Linked DNA regions of Homo sapiens: region 2 is linked to region 1. A link is an interaction called in ENCODE POLR2A ChIA-PET data of the cell type or tissue named here. Cell type or tissue: MCF 10A. All regions are shown on one strand.

The links. ChIA-PET counts read pairs that join two places held together with the same protein. Peaks named below come from ENCODE experiments on the same cell type or tissue, not always from the same donor. Only the 100,000 strongest peaks of a DNase experiment are listed, where the experiment ranks them.
Region 2: POLR2A ChIA-PET joins it to region 1 with 5 read pairs; 3 of 35 experiments call an interaction of 5 or more read pairs at or near these places.

What each region holds. Positions count from the first base shown.
Region 1 is chr12:77,228,665-77,236,664 of GRCh38, forward strand. LINC02464 (long intergenic non-protein coding RNA 2464) reads right to left here. Exons shown (of 7, transcript NR_187546.1): 5 at 252-418; 6 at 1-167. Among named protein-coding and RNA genes, the nearest start is that of LINC02464, 85 kb to the right of the region's middle. In MCF 10A, no CTCF peak of the experiment used is centred here; a DNase peak (open chromatin) is centred at 3,107.
Region 2 is chr12:77,296,202-77,304,201 of GRCh38, forward strand. All of the region lies in intron 2 of LINC02464 (long intergenic non-protein coding RNA 2464), which reads right to left. Among named protein-coding and RNA genes, the nearest start is that of LINC02464, 17 kb to the right of the region's middle. In MCF 10A, no CTCF peak of the experiment used is centred here; a DNase peak (open chromatin) is centred at 4,240.

The DNA of each region.
Region 1 (8,000 bases):
AGGCTCAGCAGGAAAATATTGAAGTTAAGTTTTCTCTCCCCTCATGAGCTTTATCAGATTTTCATGCTACAGAGAATAGTGAACATGCTGGAGTGGCAGCGATAAATGAAAAGTCCCCATGGGTGAAGGGAAGACATGATCACCACCAGCACTCTACTTTTTCATTTCTGCTGAACAAAAAAGAAATGGTTTAGCAATCTGTGGGTAACTATTGTGTCATAAGGAAAACATGCGATTGGATTTGCACTTACTTCAAGGATAAATGAATCTCTTCTTAACACTCATTGACTTCATTCTTCAACTTCATCATTTTCAGTTTTCAACCTTCTTTCTCTTGAGGAAAAGAAGAGGAACAGCAAGAAATAACATTTGGGTGCTCTTCTACATAAAATAATTTGATGAGACCTTTTGATAACACCTAGGAATGGACAGACATCAAGATAGTTTTAGACATCTCCCTATTATTTGCAGGTACCAAGAAGCTAATGAACAGTGCAAGAGCAAAATTAATACAAACTCAAAAAAAATTATAGATTTCAAATGAAGTGTTTATTTTTAAAGAATAGGATCTATGCCTTGAGAATGATATAAAATTGGGCCACTAAAATCTTTTTTATTTCCTTATCGGATAGCATTTTAAAACCAAATTTACATGGACACATAGTTGAATTGGTCAATTAATCCTGTAAGATGTATGAAGACCCCAGTTTCCTTCCTCAATTTAGGGGATGCTGGTTATGTTAATAGATTTTAACAAATGACAAAAGAAGCGGAGCTAATTAACTCCTGTTTTGTTTTCGTCTTCTCTAACAAAAACGATACTCTTAAAACAGGAAAGCATTTATCAAGCAACATACAGGATAAACTATAGTTTAACATGGGTTAAGGTGTAAAGAGAAAACAACCTACTTTGGATGAACTCAAATGTTCATGCCTTAACAACTTATTTCTAAGGATGCTGAAGTAACTTTTTAGGTTCATTTTAGAACTCTGAAATTCCAAGCCATCACCTGGAGAATGAGAAAGTGTGTAAGAAAGGTAAATGTCCTATTTAAAAAAAAAAAAAAAAAACAACAAAAAAACAGGAAATGGCTGCTTAAATTCCAAAGTGACTTTGCAAAAGATAATTCACAGCATTTAGAAGCAAATGAAGTGGTCACTAAAAGGCACTCTGATTTTCCACTCTGGGTTCCCAGGATATCTAGTGTGTCAGTGAGTACAGAGGGTGGCATTGCTGCCTTTCCCTTTCCTCGTCTCAGTAAGTTTGGGAGCATATGCTACAACAATGTTATAGCTAGCTTTCAAAAACCATTTGAAAAAACATTAGAATATCTTTGTGAATAATACGGAGAAAGTTAGGCTGAATGACAGTATGGCACGGTGATGTTGTGGTTGTTTGAGCAGTGCTATCTCCTCCTTCTCCTCCCCACGTCAAAAGGTTACTATAGAGAAATGTCAAGCATCAGCATAACTGAGTGAATTAAAGCTGTTGAAATTTCAGGCATCAGCGAGGCAATGGGGAGATGGTTTCTGCAAAGGTCTTTTTGGCATCCCCTCAAATAATATCAAGTTGGCAACTTCTTGGTTATAGTTCCTGACGATAATATCCCTTGAGTAAATATTTTTAAAGCCCAAAATGAGCTTTGCAAAGAATGAGAAAAGCAAAACAAAGGACTGTTTCATATTTAAGATTTAAATCTCTGTTCTTGGACCTGTGCCTAGTTCTATCAAAACAGTGATATCCATCCAACAAATCCCATACAAACTTTCTGCAGTGAACATCTACAGAAATGCTGATTTTCTAAATGAACTATTGAAAAACTACTTTATTTTCTTTATATTTTAAAAAGCTCTTTAAAAAGCTAAATGTATCGAGACCATCCCGGCTAAAACGGTGAAACCCCGTCTCTACTGAAAATACAAAAAATTAGCCGGGCGTAGTGGCGGGCGCCTGTAGTCCCAGCTACTTGGGAGGCTGAGGCAGGAGAATGGCGTGAACCCGGGAGGCGGAGCTTGCAGTGAGCCGAGATCCCGCCACTGCACTCCAGCCTGGGCGACAGAGCGAGACTCCGTCTCAAAAAAAAAAAGCTAAATGTGCCTAATAAGTGTCACTTCAGAAAACTTATTTTCACCATGAAGTAAATAGGAAGATGGTTTTATTATTTTTACAAATGACAAATAAAGCCCTTATACATGAGTTGGACAAGATAACTGACTGAAAAAACTGGTGTCAGACCAACATTTCTCATCTCCTTTCCTTGTGTAACTTGCATTAACTTTTTTTGAAATGAAGATTTTTATTAAATAAAATTTGTATCTGTATTTGTATTTGTATCTGAATTATTTTTATTTTTATTTTGAGATGGAGTCTTGCTGTATCACCCAGGCTGCAGTTCATTGGGGCGATCCTGGCTCACCGCAACCTCTGCCTCCCCGGTTCAAGCGATTCTCCTACCTCAGCCTTCCGAGTAGCTGGTATTACAGGCACATACCACCACACCCGGTTAATTTTCTGTATTTTAGTAGAGATGGGGTTTCACCATGTTGCTCAGGGTGGTCTCAAACTCCTGAACTCAGGCACTCTGCCCACCTCAGCCTCCCAAAGTGCTAGGATTATAGGTGTGAGCCGCTGTGCCTGGCTGTATCTGAAAATTTGATACTGAGGTAGAAAAAGCTTCTTCACTGTGATATTTCACAGTGACTGGCAAGATGGAAGTCTTGCATCTATGCTCTGACAGTTTGAAAGGAGGAAAAATGCAGCTTGGTTCACTGTTTAGGGTGCTACTTTGTTCAGTTGTACAGATTTAATAAATCCTGCCATGTTGTGGTTCAGCTTTATTTGGTTTTGTGCTCACCCAAACTCTTGAGAATAAACTAAATCACTTTCTCTCTCTAGTACTGTGTTAGCTCTGTGCCTTGAATGGAAATGAAATGCAAATGCTTTCATTGCACTATTCCCTTGTTAATTTATCACGTTTAAACACAGCAACATATTGGAAAACCTTGTTATTTCGTAATCTTCAGATTCTTTGCACAATGATATTAAGAACAGAATAATGAGTAGAGATAAGCCAAAGGGAAGCACATTTCTACAGGGCGACTGGCAGCGGTCCCACAGCCATTAGTGTGTGGTATCTGGTGAAATTGCTGGAGTTGGCTTGCCCTCCGACTTCATGACAGAGCAAAAAAGAAGGAAGAAAAAAAAATCCCCAGAATTAGAGGAAGTGAGTGAAGCACCACTTTAGAGTCTTAATTATGCTCTAAAATCGTTTATTCTCTCCTTCAAAAATGTATGTTTTGGTAATGCTCATGCTGTGTGGATTTGTAGTTAAAAGTTAATAACAAATACTAATAAAAAGCAATACGGAGTTTCAACTTCCAGGAAAGGATGAAGTGAAAGAAGTGTTTAGCAGGGTATAGCATAAACTCTTACACCAGAGGTACCCAATAAACATTTGTGGACTTGACTGATGCTTCATGAGTGGATTTAGAAGCTGTTCTGTTGTAGTCTTGACATAGCAGGAGTAGAAGTGCTAACCACAGCCAGATGTTGGGGATCATCCAAGAGGCTAAGTTTGTGGGTGGGAATAGGCACTCAGAGATGATTATACACACATGAAGGGAGAGATAAAAGGTGTTGGAGCTTCTTCCTAGTTGGCTCTTCTTTCTTAGCACATCTTTTTATCCAAGTTGGAGCTCTGACTCATCAGATTTGGTTTCAAATCCCGCCTTAGAATAAACAAACATCACTCAACATGCATTTAGACAACATTTTACAAATGGTTGCAACCTAAACCTACTTTCCTTCACATATGCCATTGTTCTGGACCTCATTCTCAAATCTCAACAATCGTGTTTCAAAAATAGCTGGTATGGTTTTCTGTAGAAGTTTTTGACCTCAGGAGAACATTGGTGAGCTTGATTGCACATGAAGTCATAGAGACATTTTACATGGCATTTGCTGACCATATATATCATCCAATTTGTTTTATAAATTTTGACCCTCTGTGATGCCTGTCTCCAATTCTTAATATGTATTAATAGTTTAAAATTTGGATCAACAAATAAAGCCTAAACAACCCCTGAGGCAGTTTTTGAAAGTATTTTGTCCACCAAAATTCTATTTTAAAATGTTCATGTCTGTTTATATATTCTCCAGTATCATATTATCCTATTAACCCGTTGTCTTACCTAATTTTCTACCTCCTTTTCTCCCTTCCTTTTTCCTTCCTTCCTTCCCCCTCCCTCCCTCCTTCCCTCCCTCCCTCTTTCCTTCCTTCATTCCTTCCTTTTTCCTTTCCTTCCTTCCTTCTTTCATTCCTTCCTTTCCTTCTTTCTTTCCTTCCCTCCCTCTCTGATATTTGATAATGTACCTTACTTGACCTTTCCTTTCCTTTTGTTTCCTTTCTTTCCTTCCCTCCCTCTCTGATATTTGATAATGAACCTTACTTGACCTTTCCTTTCCTTTTGTTTCCTTTCTTTCCTTCCCTCCCTCCCTCCCTGATATTTGATAATGTACCTTACTTGACCCACCTTTCCTTCCTTCCTTCTTTCCTTCATTCCCTCCCTCCCTTCCTTCCCTCCTTCCCTTCCTCCCTCCATCCCTGATATCTGATCATGTACCTTACTTGACTCAGCCTTAGAAAGCCCCCTTCCTTCCTTCCTTCTATCCATCCATCCATCCATCCATTCATCCACCCATGGGGGGTGGTGGAGCTATTTACTAAGATTGGCAAGACTGAGAGAAAGAGGGGTAATCAAGAGTTCAAGTGCAGACATAAACATTTTATATTTGAAATGTTAGCAAATGTCCAAGTGAGGATGTCAGGGTACAGGGTATATGAGATAGGAGCCCAGAGGAGGGGGTTAAGCTATAGTTAGACATTTGAAAATCAACAGTGAATTAATATGCTTATAGCCACAAGATTCAATAAAATCGCTTAAAGAGTGAGTGCAAGTAAAGAAAAGAAACGGCCAAAGACAAAACTCAGGGCATTCTAACATTTCAAGTTCAGGTAGAGAAAGAGGTAAAATAATATTTGAATGTTAATGCAATTTTATTTTAAAGAGTCACTCATCCCTGTTGACCTGCTATTTATTTAGAGTTCACATAATGCATAGTTATCTCTTTGGAGAACTTTAAAAAAATTGCTGTTTTTAGTCTAGAATGTCTGATGGAAGTTGTTTGGCCCAGGACTGTGAAGGTGATCATATTAGTATTAGGAGTATTAGTTGCGAGGCCAATTCTTAGATAATGGGGCTTTCCAAGGCTGAGTCAAATAAGGTACGTTATCAAATATCAGAACTACAAAGGTGTCAGTACCTGTCACGGGGAAAATGTAAAATGCAATTGGGGAATAAGATAGGAGTGTCTAGAACTGGGGATCTCAGAAAAGTGAAGGTAAAATTGGGAGGAAGCAAGATAAACAAAGGTAAAACTAGTAGGTCAGAATAAGGCTGTTTGAGATGAGGCTGGAGTTTGAAGTCAGTTCAAGAACCAATCTCCTAAACACTTTCTGCCATATTCCTTTTAAGCTGTGCCTGAAACAGCCAAACCACATCAGACAAAAGCTACCCTCCCTCCCGCCACTTTTTTTTTTGGCATTTCTAATTTTGAAATGCACAGTCAGTTTCTCCCAAATGTTCTCCTCATTTTCAATTCTAATGATTAGAATCATGCCCAATGCTTCCTTCTAAGAGTATCACTCAGATTTAATCAACATGACTGAGTGTTAGCTATCCACCAGGCTCCAGGCTGGTCAACTGCTCAAACACTGGCTTATTTTTAGGGATTAAATTGTCATCTCAGAAAAGGCAGAAGTTCATTTTAATAGCTTACACTGCCATAGTTTAGAAACCATGTGTAAATTTCCTAAATCCTCTTGTGTGCCATATTCACTTAATAGTTTGTCTCATCTGGAATATTTGAAAATTTAGTCCTGTATGATTTAAATATGGTGTCAGGGGAAGTCTTCACAGTTAATTTTCTTCTCCCATGCAGAGAAGGACACATCTGACATAATATAACAAGTCACATTGCCAGAGTAAGAATAAATAGCAAGCTATAAACCAACAAATAAGAAACCGAGTCATAAAATGAAAGTGCTTTAAAAATGTGGCCAAATACTGTTATTGTGGAGAAGCCTGAATCTGGCATTAAATTACGCCAAGTGGACCTTTGGCTATGTTATCCAGGTCATTGTCTTTTCTGAGACCAGATTTTTTTTTTTCCTGGGTTTTCTGGGTTCTTAAGACCCTCAAGTGAATTAATGGGATTAGAGAATCATTTTCAAAATTTTAAGAACTTAAAGAACATTTTACACTTACTCATCCGGGACAAAGCTACACCAGCTCAGTAAAACTTTGTATCTTTGCCCTTACCTTCATTTTCCAACTGTACCATCATATCATTTCTGACAACCTTGTCAGACCCAGAAACTTCAATGTGTTCCTCTAGTCTCAGTTCTTCATCCCCTTTCCAATGGGATGCTGGTTACTTTATCATGAACAGATTCTATTAATATATCTTCAAACCAACACACATGAATAAATTGGTTACCCACTAAATGGTATACACTCCCTGTCATGTTTTCCACTTGGAGTTGATCTGTTCCTCTGGAGAGGCAGGATGGGCAGGAGAGCAGCCAAGCTTTCCCATCCCCAGATGTTAGGAGACTGAGCCTCTACTGTGTCCCATTCCAGGGTTCTCCCGATCCCTTCCTGTCAGGGACGCTGCTGTGTACATCAGATGGATCAGTGTCATAGGAAAGAGCATGATTTGTTACTTGACTAGGACCAGTAGCAGAAAAAGAAACTCTTGAGGTGCACAAGCTTAACTCTTTTACTTAACGTCATCTTCTTCCCCTTCAGGACAGTGCTCTTTGTCTCTGGTAGAAACTTCTCTCAGGAGACCCCCAAACCAGTAATTAAAAATATTAGATATCTATTAGAATCACCTGAAGAGTTTATAAAACTCAGTTTTTTAATGTTTTTTTTGTCTGTTTTATTTTTATTTTTATTTTTTTGAGACAGAGTCTCTCTCTGTCACCCAGGCTGGAGTGCAGTGGCACGATCTCGGCTCATTGCAACCTCCGTCTCCTGGGTTCAAGTGATTCTCCTGCCTCAGCCTCCGGAGTAGCTGGGATTACAGGTGTATGCCACCATGCTTGGCTAATTTTTATATTTTCAGTAGAGACATGGTTTCACCATGTTGGCCAGACTGGTCTTGAACTCTGGCCTCAAGTGATCCACCCACCTCAGCCTCCCAAAGTGCTGGGATTACAGGCATGAGCCAGCATGCCCTGCCAAAACTCAGCATTTTTTTTTAAAGCTCCCAGGTAATTCCAATGTCCCTCTAAAGATATCCACCCCTGCAATATGCCTTCTCCCAGGTTCCAGCTAACAAGATCAAAAGAACTCTGCCTCTTATTATCATCTCATTGTTAATTTGCATTTTTTCCTAGCATAATGTCATTATGATCAGGTGGAGGCAGCCAGGAGTAGAATAGGTACAACTGAGTTTGACTAAGACTTTTGCCTCTACTTGGTAAAACTCTGTGTTCTTGGCTGCTCCCACTCTTGAGGTTAAAAGAATGCAAGCCACTTCACATTTCTGCCAGTTTGCTTTTGTTTTATTCTTCTCTCTCCACATGGTTTGGCTCTCTCTCTCTCTCTAGAAGTAGTTCTGGCTGATCTACAAAATTTCTCCAGAATTTGATATTTAATAGTTTGATGTCCTTCCCATCTTTTAAATACTTGATTTCCCCTCTCTGGTCAATATTTGCCTGTCAATAGTAGATCATATCTTATAAAACTGGGTCTTATGGTGAAAGAGAATAAAAGAGACTTTGGTGAAAGAGTGGGTGATTTAGAAAGTGTCTGTGCTTGGGTCAATGGTAGAGATTTTAATCACCACGTGGTGAAAGTTGAAGGTATCTTGGGCTCACTGTTCAGGGTAGCAGAGACGGCTCCCTGGCCTGCAATGTCTGTTCAGGGTACAT
Region 2 (8,000 bases), 68 kb after region 1:
GGCTTCATTTCTTTGAGAGTTTCAGCCTTAGCAAAGGACTTTGGTTGATATCAGGGACAATGACCTGGCAAAATGAATGTCTTCAAATCTAATGCCTAAAACCATACAAACAGGTGGCAATGCTTGGGAACACCACAGCAATAAGATTAACAAAGAACCAAAGAGAAGAGCCTGACACTATCAGGGACCATCTGGAATTGTGTGCATAAACAAGAGGTGATTGATCTTCTTTTACTTATTTTTTGAACATTTGTTTATGTGTGTGGTGCATAGTTTGTTTTCTTCTTCTTATTCCCTAAACTAATTTATATGTCCACATTCTGTTTTTCCTCAAATGCTGTTATCATATATGCAAATAAGGTGCTTATATTTTTCATGTAAATGATTTTTCAGAACTTCTATCCATTACCCCACAAAGAGTGAAAATCTGGTTTTTAAGCCTGTGCTATTTGAGAAGGGGAATGTGTTCAAAGTCACCTTTGGATTAGCTTTTAGTTTCTTGACAGACTTTATCCCAAGGGACCTTTTACTCATTAGTCACAGTAGGTTCTCTCCTGCATTCAAGGACTCAGAACTCTCTCTTTGGTAATATAAGGTATTGTCAGATAAAATTTCTGTTCTTTTCCTTTAAAGGTTTGTATTGAGCATAGACCGATGGAATCCTAGCCTTTCTGAATTGAACAAAATCTTAGAGGTTATCTTGTCCAGTCTTCTGGTTTTAAAAATGAGGAAAATAAGGTTTTAGTATATACTGCCTAATGAAAAGACCTGTGATCCTGAAGCCAAAAGACTTGGCTTGGATCCACCCACCCATTCATTCATTCATTCAGTCATTCACCATCGACTGTCTGCCTGGGTTTTAGTCTGCAGGATGCTTGGCAGTGAGGGTATTAAAGCAAGAAGGTAATAGTCTCTCTTTTCCAGAAGCCAAAAACTAAGGGATGAGAAAGACACACTAATCTGGGTGATCCTAGACAAATAAGGGAAACAGAGAGATTCTGTTTCCTTGTCTTTTAATTGGCAGTAACAGTAATAGTAACAATAACAATCTCCTAGGGTCAAACTGAGGAGGTGGGAAAAAAAAAATGAGGTTGACATAAAGCTCCTTTTGGGTATCCCAGATAGGTAACTAAGAAGCATCTGCTTAACAAAGTCTTTTTTTCCCCCCCGAAACAAGGGGTGGAGCTGAAAAATATACTTGGGAAAGATCTCTAGGGAAAAGCTGGTGGTCTTTCACCCTCCTCTTCCACAGTGAATAGAGAAGAGATTGCCACTGTGTTGTGAATCTCTCCCGTTTTTTGCCTCTTGTCTCTTGCCAATGGTTAGAGCTGGGGTTACTTCAGTGCTTTGGAAGTTTCTTTAGGAAGAAGACCATTGGTTTTGCTGTAGAGGGAATGGAGCTGGGTTTGAATTCTGGTTGCACTTATCAGCTGTTTGACTTTGGGCAATATTTAGTATTTCCTGAAATCTGTTTGCTATCATAAAATGGGGTATTGGAGCATCTGCATGCTTTGGCTAGAAGAGATAGATACGTGAATTATTTCTCTTAGCCCTGCCAGTAACTCTCTTTTATTTAGCTGGGGTCGATTTGAGAGAAGGCCTAAAATATCATCTGATACTTCTTAAATTTCCACCAGCTATGGAGTATAAAATTACACAAACATTGGGAAATTCTTCTCCTATGAAATAAATACACACTCCCTTATGATCCAGATTGATCCCCCCGCAAATAAAAGTATGTTCACACAAAAACTTCACATGAATGTTCAGAGGAGCTTTATTCACAATATCCTTAAACTGGAAACAACCCAAATTCACCTGCCTATCAACAGGATAGAATGGATAAACAAATGGTATATCCATACAATGGTATACTATTAGACAGTAAAAAGTAAAATACTGACTGCATTTGAAACAACATAGATGAATCTCAGACATACGGTATTAAGTGGGAAAAATAGACACAAAAAAGTACTGTATGATGCCATCTATATGAACTTCCACAACAGGAAAAACTGATTTCTGCTGATAGAAATCAGAATAGTGGTTGTTTCTGGGAAGTTTAGAATGGACTGGAAGCAGGCATGAGGGAGCTTTTTGGGGTGGTTGTATGAATGGATATCATATCATCAAATTTTATACTTAAGATTTGTGCATTTTCTTGTATTTCAAGTTTACTTCAATAAAAATACGTCCACCAATGAAAGACCCATTCAGCTTGGCAAGTTAAAGCTTCTGGAAGAATAAGCAGGAAGCATAGAAATCATTCTCGTCTTTTGCGTGAATTAGCTTAATCAATTGCTGTCTTGACAAAGAGAAATCTGTTTACAGCAACCTGAGAATTGGAGAATTATGCTGAAACTCTAAAAACAAATATTTTCAATATATACATATATGGATCTAGAGATCAGCCTAAGACATATTTGCAGTAGTGGGTCTCATCTGAGAAGTGTGTGTGTTCGCCAGGAGAATGAGCTTCTCATATTGCCAATTGCAGGGAGCATCATTGACTAAGGACTCCAATTGCTGGACTCTGAAATTCATCACCCAGTTTGTGCTGAGGCCACATTTCCCACAGCATGCGCCTGCCAATGACTGGGCGCAGCTGGGTTACTGAGGCAGACCTGTCCAATTAGAGATGAGGGCTTCCTTTGAGAGGCAACTTTGGCTTGAGGACTTCTCGCCTTCCACTATCTCTATCCCCACAGCCTCACCAAACGTTCTTAGAATGTACTAGACACTAAGATACATCCATCCAATCTTTCTCTCTCTCTCCTTCACTTGTGGTCAGACCTGCATCAAGATCTGACTGTCCTCCCAGCTTCTGCCCCTTTTCTCTTGCAGGTAGATCCCTGGTGCATGTCTTACATGTATCATTCTGTTTTGGTATTTGCTTCTTGAAGGATCTGACTGAAAACATGTGTGTGCAATGTGCGTGTGTGGGTGGAGGGAGGGAATCAGAATCAGGCCACATTTTCTAACCACACCCAACCCTCTTGTCCATCTTTGCTGGACACTCATGGGCGTGCAGCAGCCATAGCATTCAGGCACCTTGGCAAGATTACAAAACATTTGCTAGGCCTTCTCATGCTCCTTTTTATAATAAATCTATAGCAAAAAGCACAAAGCAGCTGTAGCCCAGGAACAGTTCTAGTGCCATTCGTAATATTAATACTTGTGATACTACTACATATCATGATACTATTAGAACTAAACCTTCACTGCTTTGAATCTTGCCTAATTTCTTTCAGGCCCTGTGTTAGTTCCTAAAGTTGTAATGTGCAGCTTTATTATGATCTAGTATAAATCTGAATCTGACCTACGAATATCTTTAGATTTTTTTCTTTAATAGGTAAGATCATTAACAACCTTACCCTTAAAAATCAAAGTAATGGTAAGAGTTGAGTGATCTCTCAAAATATATCATAGAGAATGCTGCGAATATTTTATCTTTGAAGGAAGAGATTTGTCATTTGGAATCTGATTTTAAGAAGATACATTATTTTGCTCTGAGAATAAAACTAAAAAGGCATTTACAAAGTTTGATTGAGCTGACTATGATACACAGGACATTAAGGGCAAGATTTGCTGAATATTATTCATTAGCAATATATTTTTTAAAATAGGCTTCTTTTACCATGTAGTGAGATGTTGCCTACTGGGTCTAAAAAATGTAAAATCTACTCAGAAGATTTGGCATAGGTTAGGGTTAATCTTGTCAGAGACTGTGGTCTAATACAAAAATGTGAGAACTTTATGATTAAGTAAGAATGATTTGTGCTTTGGTGAAAAGGGCTTTCTTTAAAGGGAGACTTCAGTATACATAAAATATTTCCGAAAAGATCCGCTTAAAGCTATTAACACAGATTGCTTCCCAGGACTGGGACAGAGACTTGGGCTTGGTAGGAAACTTACTGTTTGCATCCTATGCCCCTACATGCTGTTTAAACAAATTTCAAACCATGTGACTATGTTACCTTTTAATAAATAAAAAATGTTCAGATAAAATCTAGGACATGTGACAAAAGATATAATAAGGATATAATTTGGAGAATACAGCTTACGGTTGTAAATGAATATAAGAAAAATAAGCAAGTGACTGGCCATCTTCATGTGAGCCTTTGGAAGGCAGAGTATGACTACTGCAAGAGAAATCAAGAAGGAGATTGTTCAGTTATGATATATTTAAAAAGGCTTTTTATACACATCATGGTTGTAATTCTATAAGTGAGTCATTTGGTGTCAGCTGGTGATTCATAACTTACTGGATATTCTGGTTAAAATGTCAACATCGCTTAGAATGAAAATGCAGAGGTATCAAAAAATCAAATGTAATATTTTAGGGGAAATCAGCAGACCATTACTCTGTGACCAAGCTCTGTTAAGTGAGCATTATCTCATGGTGTTTTTGCAGAATCAGTCTTGGTATATGAAAGTGTGATTAATATTGTGCACTATGAAAGCTAATGCTCTATATTTTTGTTCATGGCTCTATAACCACAGATTTTTAAAAAATTAACATGCAACACATACAGGGAGGAATTTTAAAGGACACTTACACATTGAGAAGGAACTTTATTATATGGCTTTATGGAGTTCTATGTTTGTTTTCTTTCACGGGGTGTCAGAAAATCTTGTTGATATTAGAAGCCTACAGCTGAGTTTTAAAAAAATCAACATAAGGATTTGAAAATCCAGCTATGTTCTCTTTTGCTTTTCAATTTCCCACCAGAATTCCCTGTAAATTTTATGGTTCATACAGCAGGAGGCAAGTCAGGTGGTTCTTTTCACCATTCTGCAACAGACCCAGTGGAGGAAGGTCCTGAACATAGACTCAAAGGTTATTTTAGTAAATCTGTAACTCACTGACTTTAGCAAATTTGCCCTTAATCTCTGTGTCTCATATTCTGACTTGTATCCTCCTATTTTCTAGAACATTTATGAACTTAATGTGATGATAGATTATCCAGAAAGTGTTTTGACTTCTTAGGAAAAACAGTATGATCTATGTAGTGAGTTGAATGGTGGCTCCCCAAAAAACACCTCTAACTGGACCACCTAGAAACTGTGATGAGACTTTCTTTGTAAGATGAGATCATGCTGGATTCTTTGGTGGGTCCTACACTCAATGACAAGTATCCTTATAAGAGACAGAAGAGGCAGGGACACAGAAGAGAAGTCCATGTGAAAATGGAGGCAGAGATTCGAGTTATCCAGCCACAAGCCAAGGAAACCCTGGAGTCACCAGAAGCTGGGAGAGGCAAGGAAGGATTCCCCTCTGGAGCTTTTGGAGGGAATGTGGCCCTGCTGACACCTTGATTTCACTCTGTCCTCCAAAACTGTGAAGAAAAAAACATCTCTTGTTTTAAGCCACCAAGTTTGTGGTAATTTGTTACAGCAGCTACAGAAAACTAATACACTTTGATTCGAAGTACTCATTGCTATCTGACCTTAAATCATATGATCAAGCACAGGAAAGTTATTTATGAAAAGTTATATAGGTACTAGTATATATAGTATATAAGGGGGCGGGGGTGAGCCGGGCGCAGTGGCTCACGCCTGTAATCCCAGCACTTTGGGAGGCCGAGGTGGGAGGAATGCTTGAGACCAAGAGTTCACGACCAGTCTGGGTAACATGGCAAAACCCTGTCTTCATAAAAAATACAAAAATTAGCTGGGCATGGTGGCATGCACCTGTAGTCCCAGCTACTCAGGAGGCTGAGGTGGGAGGATCACTTGAGCCCAGGAAGTTGAGCTGCAGTGAGCCATGATTGCACCACTGCACTCCAGCCTGGGCAACAGGAATGAGACCCTGTCTCAAAAAAAAAAAAAAAAAGAAAAGAAAAGAAAAGAAAAAGTGGTGTGATTTATGACAGATTCTCAGCTGGGGGCAATTTTGTCCCCCAAGAGACATTTGGCAATATCTAGAGGCATTTTTCTTGTCACAATATAGGGGGATGTGCTACTAGCATCTGGTGGCTAAAGCCAGGGATGCTCTAAACATCCCACAATGCATAGGGAAGTTCCCCTAAAACAAAGAATTATCCAGTCTATAAAGTCAATAGTGCTGAGGTTGAGAAATCCTTGTGCACGAGAAAGCCTATAGCACTGTGTGATTAAAACCTTAGCTCTGCCATGAATTTGTGAGCAAGACAATTTATCCTGGGAAGTAAACCTTTTGAAGCTTTAGTTTTCTCATCTGTAAAACACGTTGATACCTGCCAGGCCTTTTTAAAGTTTCAAAAAGATAAAGTCGGTCAAGGAATTTTATACTTTAAGAATCCTTTAATAGTAACAACATGATTTCATTATTACTATTCCTATGTCTTTAATGCAAACAAAAGCAAATCTTTGATTTTTAGTTAATATCGTAGGAAGTCCACAATAGCGAAGTTCACTGAGCCACAGGGGAGCCACTTTTATACTTTTATGGTTATTATCTCCCATAGAATAGTTCTCAGAAATTTCATGAGTATTATTGTTTAATGATGTTTTTCAGTGGCAAGGATACTCTGGAGGTACTCATAAAGTTTCTCTGGGGAGCTTATAGTTTATGTCAGATAAATAACAAAATCGAAGCCAAATGGAGAGTTGAAATTTTAAAGTAATACGCACGGTAAAAGCAGGGCTAGCACTATGTAGCCTTTACAGTGATTTTGGTATTTTTTTTCCTAATGGTTATTAAAACAACCCCATGAAGCTAGTTGACAAGTGCTGTCTTCATTTGACTTAGGGGCAAACTGAAGCCCAGAGCAGCAAATGTGCTTAGACAGCAAATGGCAGGGCTATGATTAGAACTCAGATGTTCTGCTTGTTCCACTACGAGGCGTCTGCAAACACCAGCACGTTGAAATAGGGTTTTAGTAATGATCACTGGAGTATGTCATGAAAAGTGAATATTTATTTGAAACTCAAAGGCAAAAATTCTTTGATAGGCATTTCTAGGAAGAAAATTTTAGTTATAATACAGAATGTGAGAATTAAACTTGTTTCAGAAGCAGGCTGGGAAAATTCCTATGATGCTCAATCCCAGGCCTTCATCTAAGAATTTTTATTGAACACCTAAAGTATAGAAAATGGTGTTCTAAATGCTGTAGGAAGGGCAGAGGCGAGAAGAAATAAACATGATGTGTAATTCAGAAGGGTTGTATACTAAGAGAAAAACAAATCTTTTAAATCAATTTATGCCAAAATGTAATGGCATATATTGATTATTGATTAGTGGCAAAGAAGGAATACATTAAAGCAGGGGTTCCCAACCCTCAGGCCACAGACTGGTACTGGTTTGTGGTCTGTTAGGAACTGGGCCGCACAGCAGGTGAGCAGCAAGTGAGAGAGAGAGTGAAGCTTCATCTGTATTTCCAGTCGCTCCCCATCACTCACATTACCACCTGAGCTCTGCCTCCTGTCAGATGAGTTGTGGCATTAGCTCCTCACAGGAGCATGAATCCTATTGTGAACTATGCATGTGAGGGATCTAGTTTGCATACCGCTTATGAGAATCTAATGCCTGATGATCTGAAGTGAAACAGTTTCACCCCAAAACAGCCCCTCTGCCACCATGCCCCACATGTCCGTGGGAAAATAGTCTTCCATGAAACTGGTCCCTGGTACCAAAAAGGTTGGGGACTGCTGCATCAAAGAGACAATTTACCAAAAATAAGATTCATTCAATACTAGTCCATTGAGACAGTTCTTTAAAAAGTGAGGGGTTCTTTTTTGGTGAAACAAGTATGGAGAAGACATTGTATCCACTGATTCTAAAATGGTGTGTGTGTGTATGTGTGTGCGTGTGAGTGTGTCTATAAGCAGCAGGTGTGACATAGCTGTACTTGTCTACATATCAGTGAACATAGTTATTATTCTTGGAATAATGAAAACTTCTGGATGCTTCAGTCACTTTACAGACCATTTGAGTCCTTGCCTGATCTCTGGAAACTTCTTTGACATCTTCTAGTCAAGAAAGTGCCAATATCAAAACTTCCATAATAGATACAAGT